2 separate regions of the Homo sapiens genome follow, and region 2 is linked to region 1. A link is an interaction called in ENCODE POLR2A ChIA-PET data of the cell type or tissue named here. Cell type or tissue: IMR-90. All regions are shown on one strand. Links, peaks and the distances in the headings refer to the core of each region. The heading gives the core; the rest is flanking DNA. Region 1 overlaps ACAD11 (acyl-CoA dehydrogenase family member 11). Region 2 has its middle 41 kb from the start of CDV3.

The links. Peaks named below come from ENCODE experiments on the same cell type or tissue, not always from the same donor. Only the 100,000 strongest peaks of a DNase experiment are listed, where the experiment ranks them.
Region 2: POLR2A ChIA-PET joins it to region 1 with 7 read pairs; 1 of 35 experiments calls an interaction of 5 or more read pairs at or near these places.

The regions. Positions count from the first base shown.
Region 1 is chr3:132,591,549-132,596,935 of GRCh38, reverse strand. All of the region lies in intron 13 of ACAD11 (acyl-CoA dehydrogenase family member 11), which reads left to right. All of the region lies in intron 39 of NPHP3-ACAD11 (NPHP3-ACAD11 readthrough (NMD candidate)), which reads left to right. Among named protein-coding and RNA genes, the nearest start is that of ACKR4, 3.0 kb to the left of the region's middle. In IMR-90, for the core only: no CTCF peak of the experiment used is centred there; DNase peaks (open chromatin) are centred at 1,695 and 2,845; H3K27ac peaks cover 1,775 bases.
Region 2 is chr3:133,529,823-133,535,209 of GRCh38, reverse strand. No RefSeq gene overlaps it. Among named protein-coding and RNA genes, the nearest start is that of CDV3, 41 kb to the left of the region's middle. In IMR-90, for the core only: no CTCF peak of the experiment used is centred there; DNase peaks (open chromatin) are centred at 2,099 and 3,029; H3K27ac peaks cover 1,578 bases.

The sequences.
Region 1 (5,387 bases), core at 270-5,269:
GTTATTTTGCCTAAGGAAGAAAGCAAATATGATTTTAACCAAGGAAAATATCTTTTTGAAGACTAAATTATCAAAGATTAAATTATAAGTAATCATTAGGTATTTGCAATAGAATTTAACATTTTTATGCCACATCATTTAATATTTATTTAAACTACTAGAGTCTTCCTGGCTTCACTGTACTTTCTCTATCCTTGTCCCAGAGTATTTTCCCATGGCTTTAAACTCTCTTGCTTTCTTGTTACCTTTTTTCCCAAAGCTAGAATATGAACCTTCAAAATCCTTCAGTCTGGGAGGCTGTTTATTTTTTCCACATTTCCACACAAGTAAGTTAGAGAAAGAAGAGAAATTTATGCTGATTTGGCCCTCATGGTCTATTTGAACTTGGCTTTCCTCAAATTTGCATGGCAGTTATCTATTTTTTCATGCAAGGCCAGGCTCAGTCTCCACCTGCAGAAATTATTTCAGACCCATGCCATTTTTTCTATTTTTCTCTTTTTTAAAAAAAAACTTTTAAGTTCAGGGGTACACATGCAAGTTTGTTACACAGGTAAACATGTATCATGGGGGTTTGTTGTGCAGATTATTTTATCACCCAGGTATTGAGCCTAGTACCCATTAGTTATTTTTCCTGATCCTCTTTCTCTACCACCCTCTACCCTTTGATAGGCCCCAGTGTGTTTCCCTCCATGTGTCCATGTGTTCTCATCTTAGCTCCCACTTATAAGTGAGAACATGCAGTATTTAGCTTTCTGTCCCTTTGTTAGTTTGCTAAGGATAATGGTCTCCAGCTCCATCCACGTGCCTGCAAAGAACATGATCTCATTCTTTTTTATGGCTACATAGTATTCCATGCTGTATATGTACCACATTTTCTTTGTCCAGTCTATCATTGATGGGCAAATATTTAGGTTGATTCCATGTCTTTGCTATTGTGCATAGTGCTGCAATGGACATATGCATGCATGTGTCTTTATAATAGAATAATTTATATTCCTTTGGGTATATACCCAGTAATGGAATTGTTGGCTCGAATGATATTTCTGTCTTTAGGTCTTTGAGGAATTGCCACACTGTTTTCTACACTCCCACCAACAGTTTGTAAGTGCTCCTTTTTCTTCACAACCTCACCAGCAGCTGTAATTTTTTGAGTTTTTAATAATAGCCATTTTGACTGGTGTGAGATGGTATCTCATTGTGATTTTGATTTGCATTTCTCTAATGATCAGTGATGTTTAGCTTTTTTTCATATGATTGTTGGCGGTATGTATGTCTTCTTTTGAGAACTGTCTGTTCACATCCTTTGCCCACTTTTTAATAGGGTTGTTTTTAATTGTAAATTTAAATTTCTTATAGATGCTGGATATTAGACCTTTGTCAGATGCATAGTTTGCAAAGATTTTCTCCCATTCTGTAAGTTGTCTCTTTACTCTGTTGATAGTTTCTTTTGCTGTGCAGAAGCTCTTCAGTTTAATTAGGTCCCATTTGTCAATTTTTGCTTCTATTGCAATTGCTTCATCATGAACTCTCATAGTAGTCTACAAGATCCCACAAGGTCTGCCTCCATCCCTCATTGTCTCTCTGACCTCATTTCACACTACTCACCCCTTTGCCTACTTGTTCTGCCATACCCAGCTTCTTGCTGTTTGAGAGCATACCAGTCACAATCCTATCAGGGCTTTTGTGCTGGCTCTTCTGTCTGCTGGAATGTGCTCTGTCTTAGTAATTGCAAAGCTCACTTCCTCTTCTCTTTCAAGTCTTTGCCCAATCACCACCAGCTCACTGAGGCAATTCTTCACTACTCTACTTAAAATAACCCTCATCCATCTGGACTCCCAGTCCACCAGACCCATAGCACTTAACATGTTCTAATGCACCATATCATTTATGCTGTGATTGCTGTAATTTGTCTTTCACCCTGTATTAGAACATAAGCTTCATCAGAACAGGGACTTTTGTTTGCTTTGTTCATTGATATATCCCGAGTACCAAGAATAATACCTGACACATAATGACTACTCAAAAATATTTTGAATTAATAAAAACATTCTACTGTCCATTTTGATTATTATCTAACAACTGGTCTGCAACTGCAGCCTCCATAATTATCAGATAATAATCTCTTTGATCTTTCTATATGATACACAATACTGACTTTTAGGCATTTGCAAGTACTATTATTCCTGTCTAGAGCACTCTTCCCACCCTATTTTAGTTCCCTAACTCCTATTTACAATTCAGATTTAGGTCTGACCTTAACATTAATCCAGGAAGCCTTCCATAACTCTTTCAGATTAGATCAGATATACCAGTCTTTTCACTGTATTGTTGGTACTTATTTAAATTTTCTATCTTCCATAGCTATCTTATACCCTGCTGTATCCTCAGCATTTGGCTTGGTACCTTACTCATGGTACCAGCTTAATGAATAATGATTAAATTCATGAATCAATCAACTGATATTTAAGTAACTTATCCTCCACAGACATAAAGTTTAGCAATGGAGCTGGAGTTCTAAATTCAGATCTTTAGTCTATTTTATCATCTTATCTCTTATATCTCTTTATTTTATGATGCCATCTATTATAGAATCTTGATACTCTTTTATAGATTCAAAAGTATCTATCCCTTTCCTTTATTTACCCCACCCCCAACAACCATAAGCTTTTTTGTAAATGGGATTCCTTTATTGCAAATCGGTTGTAATGCTATAATCTTTACATCTTTTGAATTTACACATTGTTTTTGCTAATTCAGACACATACAAAGCCCTTGAGGCATAGGGGATCTCAGGATTGAGCAGCTTCCTCTGGTAGCGTGTGTATGAATGCTGTGTATAAATCATAGTGTATGAATCATGGTGAAACTAGCTGACTGGCTGGCCTTTTCCTGTATTTTCCCTTTTCTCCTGATAGAACTAGGAGAGACAGTGGTAATAGGGAAATTTGACAAAATACGTGAAATAATCATGTAGCTTAGAGGGTAGGCAGAAGCATCACTCACCTTAGGCAACTTTTCAAAGTACTTACTTGATGCTTCTTTAGCTCTCTTCTACTTCTCATATTCCTTAGAACTGACTATGATTCCATTTTGCTGCTTACCATAAATTGGCTCCTACTCTTAACCTCCCTAACATAGCAATGTCCCTTGTTCTTGAAGAATCTCTCTCCCCACACCCTCTTCTCATCCCTCCTCTTGTACTGTCATTTTGCTATGTTGCCCAGCCTGGCCTCCAACTCCTAGACTCAAACAATCCACCCATCCTGGCCAACAAAAGTGCTGGGATGAATCTGTAATTTTGATGAATATTGCCAAATTGTATTCCATAGGGATGGTATTACTTTGTTCTCTACCAATAATGTATAGAAATGTCTGTTTTTCTAAAATATTGTCAATAGAATGTGTTGTTTTACTACCACTTTGCTTTCTAAATGACTTGTAACAAATTCAGCACCCCTTACCTACCCTTGCCAGGCATGTGTGGAATACTGGATAATAAACTGCTTTTGAATGTTTTCATTATTGCTGTACTCCACGTTTATTTGATTAGTGGTAAAGTTAAGCAATTTTAAAAATCTCTTTTATTATTCTTATTTCCTCTTTTTGCAATTGTGTTCTTTGCCCATCTGTATACTGATTTTTAGGTGTTCTTTATAATTTAGGGAGCTAAGTATTGCATACATTTTGTCATAAATGTTGAAACATTCCCCCCCAATTTTTTTTTGCTTTTAAATTTTATTTTCTAATGTACAGCAGTTTTATATAGACAAACCAATTGATCTTTGTCTGATTTTGATTTCATTTATCATTTTTAAGTTTTAAAATCCTTTCTCACCCAGAGATTTAATAAATATTATATTATTTTTCTTCTAGTTTTTTTATGTCTTGGTTTTTTTTAATTTTCAACTCTGCTCTATTTGGGATTTATTTTGATCTAACCATTTTCTATAGTAACAACAGTAATAGCAGCAGCTTGTAACATTATTACTTAATTCTTATTATTTAGATGTAAACCTAGAGATGGATTCAGTGAATTTTGAAGATTTCCCTGTTAAAAATAACACACACTCTAAGAGAACACATGGGATTTTTTTTCTTTAACTGTGGGATTGTACAATGAACATCTTTTTTCATATAAGGGAAATTTTATTGTAAAATAGTACTTACTCCAATTTGAATTGTTAGTATTAAAGCTAAAACCAAATGAAGTTCAGGTGTTCTACCTCAGAAATTCTATGTTGGTAGAAGAAACGGCCTTGAGAATTTGTGGATGGCTATCTATGCTTCATAGTATGTAATTGTTTACATCACTTTCTTAATTGTTACAAACCACACTATACTCAAAGGTCATGTTTTTTTATCCACCTATCATCTCTCCTTTTGTTAGAAAATGATTTTGTGGGTAAAAGCCTAAGAAATTAAAAATCATCAACTAACATCAGGGAGATGTAATTTTTAGCCTGACTTAATCCTGGCACTTGAACAGCCTTGAAATACCACAGTGTCTGGATTAAAAACAAAATTACTTTATCTAAGCCATCTGTTTTCATTCATGAAGGCCTGTGACACAGCATATATGTTTAAATGTTCTCTGTTCTATTCAGATTTCCTCTAATATATTTTATTTATGACATTGGGTATCTTGTTCATTAACTAAAATGACACAAACAAGCAAAACTCTCTATAAAAGAAGGTTGTTTCAACTGCTGCACTTGCCAAATTCTGCTTGTAGCTAAGGGGAGATGATATCTTTGGGAAGGGTTTTTCTCATTTTTCTGAAACATCATTGTTAAATACAAATATTTCAAATTCTACAAACTATGTATTCACCCTTACTTCCTCTACTTCATGATGACAACAGACATCCAACTTAAAAATTGTATTTTTTAGAATATTAATTGTTCTCCATATAAGATTGAGGAAGACAGAATCAAAGAATTATTTGCCTTACTTCTTGAGTTTCTTCAAAATTTACCTGGTATCGGAAATCTATTGGGCATTTATATAAGGCTGTGGCAACATTTTTGTTTCTTTGCTTTGTTTGGAGACAAAATCTCACTCTATTGCCTAGGCTAGAATGCAGTGGCATGATCACGGCTCACTGCAACCTTGACTTCCCGGGGCTCAAGCAGTCCTGCCATCTCAACATCCCGAGTAGCTGGGACTACAGATGTGCTGCACCGTGCTTGGTGAATTTTTAAATTTTTTTGTATAGACGAGGTGTCGCTAGGTTGCCCGGGCTGGTTTCAAACTCTTGAGCTCAAGCGATCCTGCCACTTCAGCCTCCCAAAATTCTGGGATTACAGATATGAGTCATCATGCCCGGCCAACATTTTTAAATGATAGAAAGAATGAGGTAAGAAGTAATATTGGGAAATATTAGATAC
Region 2 (5,387 bases), core at 170-5,169, 940 kb before region 1:
AAGAAAACATTTGATTACTAAGTGGCCTCCCTGCTTTAAAAAATTCTCCTTTTGGCTGGGTGTAGTGGCTCACACCTGTAATCCTAGCACTTTGGGAGGCTGAGGCAGGCAGATCACCTGAGGTTGGGAGTTTGAGACCAGTCTGACCAAAATGGACAAACCCCATCTCTACTAAAAATACAAAATTAGCCGAGCATGGTGGCACATGCCTGTGATACCATCTACTTGGGAAGCTGAGGCAGGAGAATTGCTTGAACCTGGGAGGCGGAGGTTACCATGAGCCAAGATCGTGCCATTGAACTCCAGCCTAAGCAACAAGAGTGAAACTCCATTTTTAAAAAAAAAAAAATTATCCTTTTGGCAACAATGTGGGGAAATTGGAACCCCCTTACATTGCTGGTGGGAACATAAAATGATGCAGACACTATGGCAAACAGTTGGGCAGTTCCTCATAAGTTTACCTTATGACCTAGCAATTCTACTCCTGGGTTTATACTCAAAAGAATTGAAAACAGGTATTCAACTGAAAACCTGTAATGTTCATAGTAGCACTATTCACAATAGCCAAAAGGTGGAAACAACCCAAATGTTTATCAACTGATAAATGGATGAACAAAATGTATCTATCCCTACAATAAAGAGTTATTCAGGCATTAAAAAGGAATGAAGTACTGATGCATGCTACAATATGGACGACCCTCAAAAACAGTGTATGAAGTGAAAGGAGTAAGACACAATGGGCCACATATTGTATGATGCCATTTATGCAAAACATCCAGAACAGGCAAATCCATAGAGACAGAAAGCCAACCAGTGGTTGCCAGCGTCAGGGGGAGGGGGAGGCAATGAAGAATGACTGCTTAATGGATATAGGGTATCTTTTGGGGATGATTAAATGTCCTGGAACTAAGTAGTGATAATGGTCGTACAACATTATGAATGTACTTAATGTCGGTAACAGTAAATTTTTTTTTTTTTTTGAGACGGAGTCTCGCTCTGTCTCCCAGGCTGGAGCGCAGTGGCACTATCTTGGCTCACTGCAAGCTCCGCCTCCCGGGTTCATGCCATTCTCCTGCCTCAGCCTCCCGAGTAGCTGGGACTACAGGTGCCCGCTACCACGCCCGGCTAATTTTGTGTATTTTTAGTAGAGGCGGGGTTTCACTGTGTTAGCCAGGATGGTCTCGATCTCCTGACCTCATGATCCGCCCGCCTCTGCCTCCCAAAGTGCTGGGATTACAGGTGTGAGCCACCACGCCCGGCCGGTAACAGTAAATTTTAATTGTATTTTTACCACAATAAAAAAAAATCCTGATAGACAGATCTAGAACAACCATCTCATTTTTTACTAACAAGGAAACTGAGGTCAGACAGCAGAAATGATGGCTGTGTGTGGTGGCTCATGCCTGTAATCTCAACACTTTAAGAGGCCTAGTTGGGTGGATTGCTTGAGTCTGGGAGTTTGAGAGCAGCCAAGGCAACATGGTAAAACCCTGTCTATACCAGCAAGAACAACAACAACAACAACAACAAACAAAAGAAAAAACAACAAAAAAGAAACAGAAAGAAAGAAAATAAAAGCAAAAAAAAAGAAAAGAAAAGAAAAAAAAAAGAAAATGACCTGGCGAGATCATTTAGAGGCATCTGTCCACATAGTGGTGAAACCACAGACAACCACCTGTTAGAGATGAGGCTAGGACTGCTGACCCCCTAGCCCACCACAGCAGTCTGCCTTTCTTCCTCAACCTCCCCCTCCCCAGAACCCCCTACCAAAAAAGCTAAGTTTCAGGGGCATGCAAAGGCCTGAGCTGCGTGCCACTCCATAGTTTCTGTAAAGGCCTCCTGCCTCCCAGGCAAATGTCCACCTTGCCCACCCACAAAGCAGTTGGCCAGCCTTGTTTCTGCTGTCTCCAATGCCTGTTCCCTGCAAGTATGTTGAATGAAAGACAAACCCATGTCTAGCTTCATGTTTAAGTAAATCTTCCCAAGGGCCTCACCCACAGCTGCAGCTGTCTGAGCGGGTTGATAAGGGTTGGGTGGATCGGATTCTTTACATTGCAGACATTGCTCAGTTTCCCAAACTGCAACTGACCCGATAGACCGGAGGAGCTGGCGATGGTCCCAGGAATGGCTAGGATTTATCCTTGCCATACACATTTGTGGGCATTTGGCTCTTCTCTCTGACTAGGACCATATACATCTGTCACATAGTAGATGCTTAATAAAGATTCATCAGTGCCTGTGGTTTTTGTCTTAGAGTCATCCTGGGAATGTCTTCTTCATTCTAGTTAAAAGAGTTCAGGAAAAGGCCTGCTTTCTCAGTGTTCCTGAGACAAAAAGATTCAGGATAAGCCTATATGAGAACTGAGAGTCATTTTATCTGGTCAGTTTCTGAGATAGAATTATTGACCATTCTGGGAGGTGACAACAGAAAGGAATAGCTCATTCACATGCGTATTACAGGTGAACTTTGGGGCCAAGGTCTTCTGAATATATGCATAGTCCCTTTCCCAGAGTCTTAGGGTTTTGCTAAGGCTGTTTGGTCTGCCCCAGATCCTGACCTTTCCTTATATCTCTTAGCTACAGTCTCAAAACATATGATGGGTTTTTAAAGGAAGTTCATTAACATACAAGAGGGCAATAGCAGGACCTAAGAAAGCCAGCTATCTTGAAATTTACTGAACTCAGCAGCTGAGAGACCTGGCTGAGATGGGAAAGCCAGCTTTGCCTACCTGTGTTCAGGGCCTGCTTCAGGACGGGAATAGGAAGGGAGAATTCTCTCTGTCCTGACAAGATGACCCTCTTCTCTTAGCCTCAGAAGACTACCTAAAACCATGAACTTGGAGGTTTGCTTCATTCAGAGGGGATGAATGGGGACACTGTGGAAGACTGCGGAGCAGCAGTGAATGGAGTTCCTTAAGTTACTATTTAGACTGAAGTAGGAAAGGAGAGAATTTCTACAATGCAGTGATTGGGGGTGAATGCAAAGTTGAGGCTGACCTCGGTGGTTGTCTGTGGTTTCGTCACTACGTGGACAGATGCCTCATTTCCTGATGCAGCCTTTCCCAGCTGGATGGTCTCCCAGGAGCAAGAGGTTTAGGAAACTCTGCAGATTCCATCCTTCATTGGATATTTCAAAGTGTACCACTCTGTTCAATGCTCTGAGAGGTCCTGCATTAAAGAAACCTGCTTTGGTGTTATTTAACGCAATGTTTCCCAAAGTTATTTGATTCCAGCATTTCTTTTGCCCCTTCATAACATTCGTACTACTTGAGAGCTAAGTTTCTAAGAACACACTTAGGAAATGCCACCCTAATGCCCAGTGCAGTTGGTTCTGGCCCTGTATGCCTTGCAGTGTGCAGTGATGGTTATTTGGGCAGGACATGCAATGATCCTGCTATGATCATCCAGGAAATATAATCATTTATCATACCTGTCAGGATCCTTTCCAAACTGAGATTTTATTATAATTATTATTATTATTATTTGAGACAGAGTCTTGCTCTGTCGCCCAGGCTGGAGTGCAATGGCACAATCTCAGCTCACTGCAACCTCCGCCTCCCAGGTTCAAGCGATTCTCTTGCCTCAGCCTCCCGAGTAGCTGGAATTACAGGTGCCTACCACCATGCCCGGGTAATTTTTTGTATTTTTAGTAGAGACAAGGTTTCACCCTGTTGGCCAGGCTGGTCTCGAACTCCTGACCTCAGATGATTCACCTGCCTTGGCCTCCCAAGGTGCTGGGATTACAGGTGTGAGCCACCACGCCCCGCCGAGATTTTATTATTGTTCTCCGCACCAACAAAGGGAACCACTGACATTTATTGAGCATCGTGCACTAGGAGCTTTTTGTATGTTATCTCTGTAATCCTCCCCTGGACTCTATTATCCCCATTTTACAGATGAGGAAATTGAGACCCAGAGAGGAGATATAAGGACTTCACTCAGGTAAGTATGTGGCAGTGCCACAGGATTCAGGCTGAGGACTGTGGGGCTCCACACTGGTATTCTCTCCTCACCTCACTAACAAATTGCATTTTCATGGCACGATTTTCAGAGTGCCTGATTTCTGTTCTGCTCTTGGGGAATCCCAGCAAATCCCATGAGGAATTTGTTTGGACTTAAGTGAGACATTCGAATGTAGAGGCCACCACAGGCAGCTGAAAGCATTTGGAGTCTAGGAGAGAGGACAAGACTGGAGAAAATAAAATTCATCTCAGATGTCAGGTCACCCAGAGGGAGGGCAGCTCTGGCAGTGAATTCAGCTGTTATCAATATCAGCAAGTCTAAGGTTCTTTCCTTCTGTCCACTCTGCCGTGCAGGATGGTGGTGGCAGGTCCAGATCTCACAAAGTTTGGAAGAGGGAGGGCTGCTGATTTTTGCTTGTTTTTGTTTTGTTTTTAGTCAAGAAACATTTCAGAGAAACCCTTCTACTGGCCAGCAGATTTTTCTCTCACTTCTTATTGGCCTGAACTGTATCATGTGACCAATCCTAAACCAATCACTCACCAGGCAAATGGACTGCAAAGATTAGCTTAGACCAGGTAGGAACTATCCCCTCTGACTGGAGCTGGGTCAGATTTCTTTTTGTATAGGAGAAAAGCAATGGATATTAGGTAGACGACTAGATGCTTCTTGTGTGTGTGTGTGTGTGTGTGTGTGTGTGTGTGTGTGTGTGTGTGTGTGTTGGGGTCCGGTTTGGGGAGTATGAGAGAATAACTGTTATCCACTGTGTCCTTGAACCTCCTGCCTTGAACTGCTTCTCATCCTGTCCAATCTCTCATTTTCCTTTCCTTTCCTGTAGTTAGATGATGTTATTGGTCCCTATTTATCATCCCTTCCTGTATCCACATCCTTTGCAATGTAACTTGGCAGTGTCTTCTCTCTGTGAATTCCACCTGGCTCTAAACTTTGGGTTTGGTTATGTCAGTAATGCAGAAGTGAACACACTTGAGTTCTGCACTTAGGTCTCAAGAGACCTCAGGTGTTTCTGCTTATCTTTGTACACCTCTGCCATCACCATGAGAAGAATATGGCTCCCCATAGCCCACTAGGGAACATGGGGAACAGAGCTGCCCCGGACAAACCCAGCCTAGAGAAGATCCTCCAACCAACCCACAGATGCATGAGTAAGCTCAGCGTAGATTGGCCATACCTCAGCTGACTCACACAAGTGAGCTTAACAATCAATAATAATTGTTAAGATGCAGAGTTCTGGGGTGGTTTGTTACATAGCAGTAGCTGACTGATACACTCCCCACACATCCTCTTCTCTCTCCCTGTTGCTCTCATTTTCTGTGGCTGTTTTTTATCCTAGACTTTGACAATTTCAGAAATTATTATAAAGAAGTTAAACAACAGTAATTCTGAAACAAAGAAGGGAGAAAAAAGTC